Linked DNA regions of Homo sapiens: region 1 is linked to region 2. Evidence: read pairs that join two places in POLR2A ChIA-PET (ENCODE). Cell type or tissue: OCI-LY7. All regions are shown on one strand. Links, peaks and the distances in the headings refer to the core of each region. The heading gives the core; the rest is flanking DNA.

Evidence for each region. Peaks named below come from ENCODE experiments on the same cell type or tissue, not always from the same donor. Only the 100,000 strongest peaks of a DNase experiment are listed, where the experiment ranks them.
Region 1: POLR2A ChIA-PET joins it to region 2 with 7 read pairs; 3 of 35 experiments call an interaction of 5 or more read pairs at or near these places.

What each region holds. Positions count from the first base shown.
Region 1 is chr19:6,806,802-6,811,801 of GRCh38, reverse strand. All of the region lies in intron 1 of VAV1 (vav guanine nucleotide exchange factor 1), which reads right to left. Among named protein-coding and RNA genes, the nearest start is that of VAV1, 37 kb to the right of the region's middle. RefSeq lists an enhancer at 4,950-5,000. In OCI-LY7, for the core only: no CTCF peak of the experiment used is centred there; no DNase peak of the experiment used is centred there.
Region 2 is chr19:6,471,482-6,480,417 of GRCh38, reverse strand. It overlaps DENND1C (DENN domain containing 1C), which reads left to right. Exons shown (of 23, transcript NM_024898.4): 2 at 367-431; 3 at 516-559; 4 at 700-749; 5 at 1,362-1,481; 6 at 1,566-1,635; 7 at 2,960-3,040; 8 at 3,135-3,200; 9 at 3,291-3,344; 10 at 3,451-3,561; 11 at 4,481-4,581; 12 at 4,667-4,712; 13 at 4,833-4,934; 14 at 5,019-5,144; 15 at 7,425-7,529; 1 more. Among named protein-coding and RNA genes, the nearest start is that of DENND1C, 5.8 kb to the left of the region's middle. RefSeq lists enhancers at 37-536, 4,084-4,823. In OCI-LY7, for the core only: no CTCF peak of the experiment used is centred there; DNase peaks (open chromatin) are centred at 3,767 and 4,087; H3K4me3 peaks cover 296 bases.

The sequences.
Region 1 (5,000 bases), core at 1-5,000, 330 kb before region 2:
TGTTACAGTAGCTGGTGTTATCCTAATGAAGTACCCTTTGGGCCAGAGTTAGCTGTGATGTGTCTGTCTGATCCTCAGAGACCTCATGGATCTCCATTCCAGCTTCTCTTGCCGATTCTTACAGTAATTATATGCAGGGAGATGAATAAAGGACTGCTGTCTGGGCTAAAAGTTCCTCTCCTATTTGCCTGGTGAACTCCTACTCATCCTTCAAGGCCCATCTCCAATATCTCTTCTTCCAGGAAACCTTCCCCAATGTCTTCAGCCAAGCAGAGTCCTCATTCTCCCCCAACTGCAGCCTCCCTTAACATGATGTCCCTCCTCAACCCAGGCCTGACAACGAAGACGCCTGTGCTGGGCTCTCTCCAGATGAAGTCAGGACCCAGGGTTGAGTCACCTCTGAATCCTGAACACCACATGGTGGCATGCAATAGTGCCCAATACAATTTATTGAATAAATAAATGAGGCTGGGTGTGGAGGCTGATGCTTATAATCCCAGCACTATGGGAGGCCGAAGAGGGTGGATCACTTGAAGTCAGGAGTTCGAGACCAGCCTGGCCGACATGGTGAAATGCTGTCTCTACTAAAAATACAAAAATTAGCCGGGCATGGTGGTGCATGCCTGTAATCCCAGCTACTTGAGAAGCTGAGGCAGGAGGATCACTTGAACCTGGAAGGCGGAGGCTGCAGTGAGCTGAGATCGTGCCACTGCACTCCAGCCTGGGCAACAGAGCAAGACGCCATCTCAAAAATAAATAAATAAATAGAAATGAATAACACAGTAACTAAGAGACAGTCTGTACCTCCGTTCCAGATGAGGACAAAGGTTTTGGAACAACAGTTGAAAGCATGCCTTTTCATTGCAATCCATTTCTTTGCTTACAGCTGGGGAAACAGGTTCATTCTTTCAACAATGGGCACCTCAAACTTAACAGGTCCAAGATTGACATCATTGCCAGTTCAAACTTGCTCTCCCTCCAGCCTCTTCATCTAACAATGGTGCCATTACCACCCAGCAATTTGTCTTAGGAACCCAAGATGATTTTCAACACTCCCCAATCCTTCAGAATCAACTTAGAGTAATTTTTTTTTTTTGAGATAACGTTTCACTCTTGTCGCCCAGGCCAGAGTGCAATGACGTGATCTCAGCTCACTGCAACCTCCGCCTCCTGGGTTCAAGCAATTCTCCAGCCTCAGCCTCCTGAGTAGCTGCGATTACAGGCGCCCGCCACCACGCCTGGCTAATTTTTTGTATTTTTAGTAGAGGCAGGGTTTCACCATGTAGGCCAGGCTGGTCTCGAACTCCTGACCTCAGGGGATCCACCCACCTCTGCCTCTCAAAGTGCTGGGATTAAAGGCATGAACCACTGTGCCCGGCCAAGTTAGAGTAATTTCATAGGTGATCGTCTACAAGCCAGGAACGAATCTAAGTGTTTTGAAAGTCGGGTTTATTTTTATTTTTATTTCTTTAGAGACAGGGTCTCACTCTGTTGCCCAGGCTGAAGTGCAGTAGTGCAATCTGCAGCCTTGAAATTGGGCTCAAGCAATCTTCCTGCCTCAGCCTCCTGAGCAGCTGGGACTATGGGCATGCACCACCACACCTGGCTAACTTTTTATTTGTAGAGATGAGGTCTTGCTCTGTCACCCAGACTGGAGTGAAGTGGCACAATCATAGCTCACTGCAGCCTCCACCTTTTGGGTTCAATTGATCCTCTTGCCTCAACCTCCTGAGTGTTGGGACTACAGGCATGCACCACCATGCCCAGATAACGTTATTTTTATTTTTATTTTTTGTAGATACAGGGTCTTGTTACATTGTCCAGGCTGGTTTTGAACTCCTGGCCTCAAACAATTAGCTTGTCTTGGCTTCCCAAAGTGCTGGTATTACAGGCATGAGCCACTGCACCTGGCTGGAAATGGAGGATTCATTGAATCCTCCATTTCCAGTCAATCAATAGATTATTCAGATTCTACATCCAAACTATCTGTCACATCTAAGCTCTTCTCACCATCCCTGTTCCCAAATCCTAGAGCAGCCACCGCAGTGATCACCTTTGTGGCTGCAACAGCCTCCTCAGTGGTCTTCCTGATCCGTTTTGTACTCCTCCCAGCCCACCTTCATACAGCAAATCTAACCATGTCAATCTCCTCTTGAAACCTTGCCATGGTTCCCCCATCATCCCCAACACAAAGTTCAACCTCACCACGGCCCCTGCTGACTTCTCTGATGACTCTACTCTTTTTTTTCTCACTTACCTCTCCCACCTCTGCTCCAGCCAGGTGGAAGTGGTTGCCACACGCTAAATGCACCTATTTTACTGTCTCTCATCTCCAGGTCTCATATATAAGGTTGCCTCTGCCCTGAATGCCCTTTGTGGTAGATTACAAATACTTTCCAGCTCCTACCAGCCAAAGAGAATTGCCGGGTATGGTGGCTCATGCCTGTAACCCCAAGACATGATTGGGAGGATTGGGTGGGGTGGGAGAATTGCTTGAGGCCAGGAGTTCAAGACCAGCCTGGCAACAAAGCAAGACCCCGTCTCTACAAATGAATTTAAAATTAGCCAGGTGTGGTGGCACATGCCTATAGTTCCAGCTACTCAGGAGGCTGAGGATCAATTGAGTCCAGGAGTTTGAGGTTGCAGTGAGCTAAGATCAAGTCACTGCACCCCAGCTTGGGCGACAAGACAAGACCCTATCTCAAAAAAAAAAAAAAAAAAAAAGAGAGGTAGATTCTAAGTCTTCATCTTTTGTATCTGGGTTGGTCTTGTGGCTCGCTTTAGCCCATAGAGGCTTTGCAACTTCTCCTGTTGCTTTCTTGGAATACTCCTGCCAAATTCAAGCACTCAGGCTAAATTGCCAGAGGATGAGAGACCGTGTGGAGCAGAGACAAGCACCTAGCTAAAGGTATCCTATACTAATCAACTGGCCAACCAGCAGATATGTGAATGAGGCCCTCCTAGACTACCTACCCCAGCCAAGTTATTAGCTAACCACAGAGATCACCTATCTGCCCAGACAATTTACTAAATTAATTGGAATAACAAATATTGTCTTTAAGCCATTCCATTTTAGGGGACTGTTTGTTACACAGCAAAAGCTAACTGATAATGTGCAATTCCAGGTTGCATTCTTAAAGGGAGGAACATTCTAGCCCCTTTATCTGGCTGGCAAGTGAGTATGGTGATGAGTATTCTTGGAAACTGAGGACAAAGGAAATTCACAGGTGGCGGAAGAACAGAACAGGAGGAGCTGGTCTTTGACATTGTAGAAAGGACCATGCCAGCCTTGGACTGATTAAGCTCAGATTATTGCATAAGAAATAAATAATCTTCAGTTTTATTTAAGTCCTTGTTACTTTGGTTCTCTGCTACATAGAGTGACTTACCTCCTAGTTTGCCAAGGATGACCCAAGCTTATGCCTGTTGTCCTAAGGTAATTATTGGGGAGGAGAGAATTGGTTGGGGTTTTTTTGAACTTTTTTTTTTGAGATGAAGTCTCACTCTTGTCTCCCAGGCTGGAGTGCAATGGTGTGATCTTGGCTCACTGCAAACTCCGCCTCCTGGGTTCAAGCGATTCTCCTCCTTCAGCCTCTCGAGTAGCTGGGATTACAGGCACCTGCCACCACACCTGGCTAATTTTTGTATTTTTAGTAGAGACGGGTTTCACCATGCTGGCAAGGCTGGTCTCAAACTCCTGACCTCAGGCAATCCACCTGCCTCGGCCTCCCAAAGTGCTGGGATTATAGGCTTGAGCCACCGCGCCCGGCCTTTTTTTTAACTTTTTCTTTTCTTTTTTTTTTTTTTTTTTTGAGACAGAGTCTCACTCTGTCACCCAGGATGGAGTGCAGTGGCAGAATCTCGACTCACTGCAACCTCTGGCTCCCAGGTTCAAGCGATTCTCCTGCTCAGCCTCCTGAGTAGCTGGGATTACAGGTGTGTGCCACCAAGCCCAGCTAATTTTTGTATTTTTAGTAGAGATGGGGTTTCACCATCTTGGTCAGACTAGTCTCGAACTCCTGACCTCATGATCTGCCCACCTTGGCCTCCCAAAGTGCTGGGATTACAGGAGTGATTTTAACTTTTTTTTAAAAGACAGGGTCTCACTCTGTTGCCCAGTTGAGTGCAGTGGCATGATTACAGCTCACTGCAGCCTCCACCTCCTGGGCTCAAGTGATCCTCCCACCTCAGCCTCCAGAGTAGCTCCCAGTACAAGCCTCCTGGTACCGGTCCATGGTCTGTTAGGAACTGGGCCACACATCAGGAGGTGAGTGGTGGGCAGGTGAGCTAGCATAGCTTCATCTGTATTTACAACCACTCCCCATTGCTCGCATTACCACCTGAGCCCCACCTCCTGTCAGATCAGCTGCAGCGTTAGATCCTCATAGGAGTGCAAACCCTACTGTGAACTCCACATGTGAGGGATCTACCTTGTGCGCTCCTTATCGGGAATCTGGTGCCTGATGATCTGCCACTGTCTCCCATCACCCCCAGATGGGATCATCTAGTTGCAGGAAAACAAGCTCAGGGCTCCCACTGATTCTACATTATGGTGAGTTGTATACTTATTTCATTATATGTTACAATGTAATAATAATAGAAATAAAGGGAACAATAAATGTAACGCATTTGAATCATCCTGAAACCATCCCCCCTAACTCTGGTCCATGGAAAAATTGTCTTCCACAAAACCGGTCACTGCTACCAAAAAGGTTGGAGACTGCTGCTCTATAGGTTTAGATGATAAATTAATCTCTACCTAACTGTTACAGTAGCCAAACCTCTATCCTAATGAATACACAGCATTGATTACAACAGGTTGTACCTGTCTGAACAGATCGTGGAATCCCAGTAGACTGGGATCACCATGAGAGCAGAAACAAGTTCTTATCAACCATCACATTCCCTGCTGCTGGGACGCAGTAGACAAATCAATGAGGGATGGTGGAAAGAATGAATATATTCATTAACTAATTATGCACACATCCATACCCTTTCCT
Region 2 (8,936 bases), core at 1,190-6,189:
CTTCATATCTGTGCAGTCTCATGCCACAGATATAGGAGACAGTCTCATCTTTTCAGGCAGACAGCAGACAGGATCACACACACACTGCCTGCTCACAAAAGCCATGCACTCAGCCACACACAATCATACACAGCCACACACACACAGTCACACTTTCTCACTCCATCCTGTACTTGTGTGTTCAATTAACACTGCTGCACACACAGCCTCACACAACCACACACTCACAGCCACAAACCCCCAGAGTCATGCACATGCCGACGCACCTTGTGGCACATGCACACACAACCACACTTGTGTGCAAAGTGGCAGACACAACCACACATGCATAGAAGCAAGTCTCTGGACCCCTTCTGCATCCCACAGAGGGGGCTCCCCTGCTGTGTTTGATTGGTTCTTCGAAGCGGCCTGCCCTGCCTCCCTGCAGGAGGGTGAGTTGGGAGCCTGGGAGTGAGGGAGTGGGAGGGGAGGGTGGGCCTGGGTCGCTGAACTTAGAGGCGTGCTCTCTTCTACAGATCCCCCCATCCTGCGGCAGTTCCCTCCAGACTTCAGGGACCAGGTATTCAGGCTGGCTCCTTGCTCCCCCAGGGCGAGGGCCAGTCTCCCAGGGGGAGGGGACTTGGTTTCTTGGACCTGGAGCCCAGGGAGGTGGTGCCCGACCTCAGTGGCCAAGCAGTCTGCGCTTTTCTTCACCTCCAGGAAGCTATGCAGATGGTGCCTAAATTCTGCTTCCCTTTTGATGTGGAAAGGTACGGAAGGGCGGGGAGATCCAAGGACTCAGGGACTCAGATCTCTCAGGGGCCCCAAGGACTCAACACCTAGAGACTCAGACATCTGGAAACCCATACACTCGAGGACCCTGAGACTCAGAGACTCAGACACTCAGGGGCCCTGAGAACTAGGGACCTATATACATTAGCATCCAGGGACTCAGACACTCAGGGACCCAGAGATCTAGGGACTCAGGAACCCAGGGACCCAGGGACCCAGGGACTCAGAGACTCAAGGACTCAGGGACACAAGGATTCAGGGACTTCGGAACCCAGAGACTCAGAAACTCAGGGACCAGGGACTCAGGGACTCAGGGACTCAGGGACTGAGGAACCCAGGGACTTAGGGATTCAAGGACCCAGAGATCCAGAAACCCAGAGATCCAGGGACCCAGGGACTCAGGGACCCAGAGATCCAGGGACCCAGAGATTCAGGGACCCAGGGATTCTGAGACCCAGGGATCCAGACATTCAGGGATCCTGACAACTAGAGACCCATACACTCAGGGTCCTAGGAGCTTTGTTGGGGAGCGGGGACATCCTCAGACAGCTGGGATGTCCAGGTCTCTCTAACAGCCCTTCCCACTCCAGGGAGCCCCCCAGCCCCGCCGTGCAGCATTTCACCTTCGCCCTCACAGACCTTGCCGGCAACCGCAGATTTGGTTTCTGCCGCCTGCGGGCGGGTACCCAGAGCTGTCTCTGCATCCTCAGGTGCGGGATATGGGGGTTGGAGGGGGGGATGGGAAAGGCCGAGGCCTAGGGACACTTCGTGGAACCTGTCTCCTCTCTCCACAGCCACCTGCCTTGGTTCGAGGTGTTTTACAAGCTATTGAACACAGTGGGAGACCTCCTAGCCCAGGACCAAGTGAGACCAGCCCCTCTCTCACTCCTGTGGGAGTCCCAGCCCCCACCCCCCTCAACCTCCCAACCCCTCCCTCTCAGATCTCCCAGGCTTGGCAGGGCACACTGTGTCACACCTGTAGTCCCTGCATTTTGGGAGGCCGAGGTGGGAGGATCCCTTGAGCCCTGGAGTTCGAGACCAGCTGGGCAACATAGTGAGACCCCCGTCTCTACAAAATATAAAAAATAATTGGCCAAGTGCTGTGGCTCACGCCTGTAATCCCAGCACTTTGGGAGGACAAGGCGAGCGGATCACCTGAGGTCAGGAGTTCGAGACCGGCCTGACCGACATGGTGAAGCCCCGTCTCTACTAAAAATACAAAAAAAAAAAAAAAAAATTAGCCGGCCGTCGTGGCACACGCCTGTAATCCCAGCTGCTCAGAGGCTGCGGCAGGAGAATCGCTTGAACCCGGGAGGCGGAAGTGGCAGTGAGCCGAGATCGCGCCATTGCACTCCAGCTTGGGCAACAGGAGCGAAACTCCGTCTCAAAAAATAAAAATAAAAAATTAGCCAGGCGTGGTGGTGCACACCTGTGGTCCCAGCTACTCAGGAGAGCAAGGTGGGAGGATCAACTGAGCCCAGGAGTTCGAAGCTATAGTGAGCTATGATCGCAGCACTGCACTCCAGCCTGGGGGACAGAGCAAGACCCTGTCTCAAGAAAAAAAATTTCTTTTAGATGGAGTCTTCCTCTGTCGCCCAGGCTGGAGTGCGGTGGTGCGATTCCGCCTCACTGCAACCTCCGCATTCCGGGTTCAGGCGATTCTTCCGCCTCAGTCTCCCAAGTAGCTGGGACTATAGGCGCGGCCCACCAGCCCGGCTAATTTTTTTTTTTTTTTTTGTACTTTTAACAGAGACGTGTTTTCACTATGTTGGCCAGGCTGGACACGGACTCCTGGCCTCAGGTGATCCGCATGCCTCAGCCTCCCAAAGGGTTGGGATTACAGGCGCGAGCCACCGCGCCCGGCCTACAAGGAAAAATTTAAATTAAAAAATTTAAAAAGCCGGGCGCGGTGGCTCACGCCTGTAATTGTAGCCCTTTGGGAGGCCGAAGCAGCAGGATCCCTTGAGCCCAGGAGTTCAAGACCAGCCTGGGCAACATAGGGAGACTTTGTCTCTATTATTATTATTATTATTATTATTAATTTCTTTTAAAGAAAGAAAAAAAAAAACTCCCAGGACTGACCTGAGCCCTTGGCTCCTCCCAGACCACTCAACCTTAGTCATAGCCCTCGGAATCCCCAATCCCCACATCTGGCTCAGCCACCCCCGCCCCTCCACGTCCCACCCAGGTCACCGAGGCAGAGGAACTTCTTCAAAATCTGTTTCAGCAGTCCCTGTCTGGGCCCCAGGCCTCAGTGGGGCTTGAGCTGGTGAGTAGCTCCCATTCCCTGGGCGCTGGACCTTAGGTGGATGGGAAGGCTGCGTCCCAGCCATCATGACCACAGAGTCGTGCCTCTTCCCCAGGGCAGCGGAGTGACGGTCTCCAGCGGGCAGGGTATCCCCCCCCCTACCCGGGGGAATAGCAAGCCGGTGAGCGGGGCTCGGGGACCCTGGAAGGTCGGGGGTCCAGGTGAGGCCAGCCTCCTGACTGATTGATCCCCCTGCCAATACCCCCACCAGCTTTCCTGCTTCGTGGCCCCGGACTCCGGCCGCCTGCCATCCATCCCTGAGAACGTGAGTGGGGAGGGGTCTCTGGGGGTGAGAACAGGTCCCGAAACCCGGACCGGGGATGCAAGATCCAGGGGCCCGTCCACGCCCAGAGCGACTCTCTGATCCTCAGAGGAACCTAACGGAGCTGGTGGTGGCCGTGACTGACGAGAACATCGTGGGGCTGTTCGCGGCGCTCCTGGCCGAGAGAAGAGTCCTGCTCACCGCCAGCAAACTCAGCACCGTGAGGCGGGGTCCGCCGGGCCGGGGTGGGAGCAGGGCCTGGCTCCGCCCCGGGGGGCGGGACAAGGGGGCTGATTCCTGGCTCTAACCCTACTGCGCGAGACCCGAGGGCGAAGTCCTGGCCCCGCCCCTTCGAAGGTCTTGGAGAGTTGAACTCTGGCCCCGCCCTCGTGGGAGGGGGCTGCGCTGCAGCTCCTCCTTTTTGGGAGTACTGTGCTCAGGCTCCACCCACTATGGGCCGCAACACGTCTGGCTCCACCCCTCCGGACCCTCAGGGACACTGAGAACTAGGGACTTATACACGTGGGAATCCAGGGACCCAGGGACCCAGGGACTCAGGGACTCAGAGATCTGAGGACCCAGGGACCCGAATACCCAGGGACCTAGGAACACAGGGACTCAGATAACAAGGGGCGCAAAAAACTAGAGACCCATACTCCCAGGGACCCTGAAACCCAGGGTCAAAGGCAGACGTGGAGACTGGCTCCACCCCTAGGGGCGGGGCCAAATGATTGCCTTCCGGCTCCACCTCTTTGGGTGGGGTTACGTCTTGGATCCACCCCTAGGGGCGGGACAAGGGCGGTCTACGTCATAGCTCCACCTCTTTCGGGGTGGAGTCAGTGGAGGCTCAGTCCTTGCTCTACCTGCATGGGGAAGACTCAGGGGTGTTGCCTATTAACTGCGCCCCTTACAGAGAGGGATCAGGACGGTATGAGTCCTGGCTTCACCCGCTTAAAGCACTGTAAGTGGCCAAATTCCTGGTCTCCACATGATTTCTAAAGGGGTTCGAGTTGTCACTCATTATCCAGCAGTGGATGGGGAGGGGGAACAGGAGACTGGGGACGTGGGAAATGCAGCTGGAAGAGACCTCGCGCTAGAGGGTCCAGGCCCTGACTCCACGCCCCGCCATCGCTCCCCAGCTGACCTCGTGCGTCCACGCGTCCTGCGCGCTCCTGTACCCCATGCGCTGGGAGCACGTGCTGATCCCCACGCTGCCCCCACACCTGCTGGACTACTGCTGGTGAGCGAGGGCAGCTGGGAGGGGCAGGGCCTGTGGGCAGGCCCTGGGGGCGGTGCCTGCATGACCCCGTCCCCTCGGTCCGCAGCGCGCCCATGCCCTACCTCATTGGAGTGCACGCCAGTCTCGCCGAGGTGAGCGTGGATCTACCCAGACGACGGGGACGTGAGGGTTCCCCCTTCCTCTACATCCCCAGATGCCCTCCTCTGCCAAGGACTCCCGGGCTCTGAGCGGCCGACCCCGCTTTTCCGCAGAGAGTACGAGAAAAAGCCCTGGAGGACGTCGTGGTGCTGAACGTGGACGCCAATACCTTGGAGACGACCTTTAACGACGTGCAGGCGCTGCCTCCAGACGTGGTCAGTGTCGCCCCTCCCACCTTCCTGCCCCGGGAGGCGAGGGGCCCACACCTGCCCACTCAGGGCCACTCCCTTGTGCTTCAGGTGTCCCTGCTGAGGCTCCGGCTCAGGAAGGTCGCCCTGGCCCCCGGGGAAGGGGTGTCCCGTCTCTTCCTCAAAGCCCAGGCCCTGCTCTTCGGGGGGTACCGCGACGCACTCGTCTGCAGCCCGGTGAGCAGCGGGGACGCTGCGGGAGAGGTCTCGTGGGTTCCTGAATGAATCGCAATGTAACGATAGGTACAGTAGATGGCCGGACGCAGTGGCTCACGCCTGTAATCCCAACACTTTGGGATGCCGAGATGGGAGAATTGCTTGAGCCCAGAAGTTCAAGACCAGCCTGGGCAACACAGTGAGACCCCTCCCGTTTGTTGTTGTTGTTGTTTGTTTGTTTGTTTGTTTGTTTGTTTTTGAGACAGAGTTTCACTCTGTTCCCCAGGCTGGAGTGCCTCCCGGGTTCAAGCGATTCTCCTGCCTCAGACTCCCAAGTAGCTGGGACTGCAGGTGCGCACCACCATGCCCAGCTAATTTTTGTAGTTTTAGTAAAAACGGGGTTTCTCCATGTTGGCCAGGCTGGTCTCGAACTCCTGACCTCAGGTGATCTGCCCGCATCAGGCTCCTAAAGTTCTGGGATTACAAGTGTGAGCCACCATGCCCGGCCACCGTCTCTATATATTTTTTTAATTAAAAAATAATAATGATAGGTAGCATTAATGGAGTGCTTACTTTGTGCCTCTGTTTGCCCCTCTGTAAAATGGGACCCCAATAGTGCCACCCAAAAGGATATTAGAATCAGTGAATCAGCATTTTCCCAGCACTTTGAATCGTACCTGACATACAGCAAGCACTCAATAAATGCTAGCTCCTACCACTGCTATTATCTCATTTAATGCTCATAACATTTTGAGATGGATACTGTGATAGTCCCATTTTCCATATGAGGAAACCAAGGCTTTGGAGAAGTCCCACAGTGGGTGAATGTTGAAGCCGGGGCCTTGATCTCTGAAGCCCCCTCCCCTGTTTTTCACAACCAATCTGTAAAATCATTGGGGGGTTCTAGTATCACTTGAGCATCTGACGTTTTTGTCATCTCTGCATCCTGAATCTGCACACAGACCACCCACTTCCTCTGTCTCCACCCTGGCCTGGACCCTCTCATTGTTTGCCTAAAATTAATGCACTGATCTCTCCCAAAAACTGGGACTCCCCCGCAAGCAGTCTTCTTCTTCTTCTTTTTTTTTTTTTTTTCTCTTGAGACAGAGTCTTGCTCTCTTGCCCAGGCTGGAGTGCAGTGGCACAATCTCGGCTCACTGCAACCTCCACCTCCTGGGTTCAAGCAATTCTCCTGCCTCAGCCTCCTGAATAGCTGGGATTACAGGCATGCACCACCACAATGGCTAATTTTTTGTATTTTTAGTACAGATGGGGTTTCACCATGTTAGCCAGGCTGGTCTCAAACTCCAGACCTCAGGTGATCCATCCATCTCCTCTTCCCAGAGTGCTGAAATTACAGGTGTGATCCACCGCGCCCGGCCTCCTGCAAGCAGCCCTCTGCTTTATCTCCCAGAGTCTGTCCTCCCTGCAGTGGCCAGAGGTCACCTGTGAACACCCGAGTCAGATCATTTCCCTCCCCCCACCCCCCCGCCCACACCCCTCCCGGGCTTCCACCTTACTCGAGATAAATGCTTAAATCAGCCGGGTCGGTGACTCACACTTTTGAGAGGCCAAGGTGTGTGGATTGCTTGAGCCCAGGAGTTTGGACCAGCCTGGGAAACACAGTGAGACCCTGTCTCTACAAAAACTACAAAAATTAGCTGGGCGCAGTGGCGTGCACCTGTGGTCCCAGCTACTTGAGAGGCTGAGGTGGGAGGATCGCTTGAGCTCAGGAGGCAGAGGTTGCAGTGAACCAAGATCACACCACTGCACTCCAGCACGGGTGACAGAGTGAGACCCTGACTCAAAAAAAGAAATGAAAAAAAAAAAAAAAAAAACCAGGGCTGGGCGCGGTGGCTCACACCTGTAATCCCAGCACTTTGGGAGGCCGAGGTGGGTGGATCACGAGGTCAAGAGATGGAGACCAACCTGGCCAACATGGTGAAACCCAGTCTCTACTAAAAATACAAAAATTAGCTGGACATGGTGGCACGTGCCTGTAGTCCCAGCTACTCAAGAGGCTGAGGCAGGAGAATCGCTTGAACCCTGGAGGCAGAGGTTGCAGTGAGCTGAGATCACGCCACTGCATTCCAGCCTGGCGACAGAGCGAGACTCCGTCTCAAAAAACAAAACAAACAAACAAACAAAAAACAGCTTAAGTCCTCCCTGCCATCCATGAGGCCCCACACAGGATCAGACACACAGCAAGTGCCTAATCAATGTTTGCTACATAAATATATAGTAGAATGAGGGAGGGCCAGGAGCACCCCAGGGAGCTCAGAACTCCAACGCTTCTTCCAGGGCCAGCCAGTGACCTTCAGTGAGGAAGTCTTCTTGGCCCAGAAGCCTGGGGCACCTCTGCAGGCCTTCCACCGGCGGGCTGTGCACCTGCAGCTGTTCAAACAGGTATGCCAGAGCCCTGAGGGTCCAGCTGGGACTGGAGGTGGACTGCTGAGTCCCCGAGGGCTTGTCTGAACTGGCAGGGTTGAGGGCAGACTCCTGGGTCCCTGAGGGTATAGCTGGAGACAGTCCAGCAGGATCCCCTACTCCAGGGTTCCCAAGTGGGGAAGGACTGAACTCCTGGATTCCTAAAGATGGGAGCCCCCGGCTGGGCACAGTGGCTCATGCCTGTAATCCCAGCACTTTGGGAGGCCGAGGCAGGCGGATCACGAGTTCAGGAGTTCAAGACCAGCCCTACCAATATGGTGAAACCCCATCTCTACTAAAAATACGAAAATTAGCTGGGCGTGGTGGCGTGCGCCTATAATCCCAGCTACTCAGGAGGCTGAGGCAGGAGAATCGTTTGAACCCGGGAGGCAGACGTTGCAGTGAGCTGAGATCACACCACTGCACTCCAGCCTGGATAATAGAGCGAGACTCCGTCTCAAACAAAACAAAACAAAACAAAAACATGGGAGCCCCCAACTCCTGGGTTCCTGGGGGACAAGACCTACTCCTAGGTCCCTGAGGGAAATCAGGGTGGGACCAAATTCGCAGGTCCCTAAGCAGGTGTCTTTCTGGGACTGGGGTGGCGGTCCAAGCTGGACTCCAGAGGGGATGGGTCCTGACTGTGAAATCCCAGGATTTCCTGAGTCCTAGGGATATGGGTGGGGGGGCGGGGTGGCACATAGGGCTGGACTTCTAGGCCCCTGGGAGAAGGTAGCTTGGACCACAAGATCCCTAAAGATGGGGTCCACCTACTCTTGATTCAATGAGAGCGGGTGGGTAGTTCTAGAGGGGGCAGAAATCAATTTCTGGGTCCCTGAAAGGGGCAGGGCTTGGTCCCTGGGGACAGGTCCTGACTCGGGGAGGGAGGAGAAGGTAGGATCTCTGGTTTCTAAAGTGGGCTCCGGGCCGGGGACAGTGGCTTACGCCTGTAATCCCAGCATTTTGGGAGCCCAAGGCAGACGGATCACCTGAGGTCAGGAGTTCGAAACCAGCCTGGCCAACATGGGGAAACCCTGTCTCTACAAACAATATAAAAGTTAGCTGGGCATGGTGGTGCATGCCTGTAATCCCAGCTACTTGGGAGGCTGAGGCAGGAGAATCACTTAAACCCGGGAAGCGGAGGTTGCAGCGAGCCGAGATCACGCCACTGCACTCCAGCCTGGGTGCCAGAGCAACTCCATCTCAAAAAATAAAAATAAAAAATAAAGTGGGCTCCAGTTTCCCAGGTGCTTGGGGGTGGGCAGGTTGGAGGCCAGAGATGGCTTCTACATCTTGACAGCAGGCAGGCTTCGAAGTGCTGGCATTCAGATGTGTCTCCTGCTGTTTCTGATTTACTGTCCCCCACCCCAGTTCATCGAAGCCCGG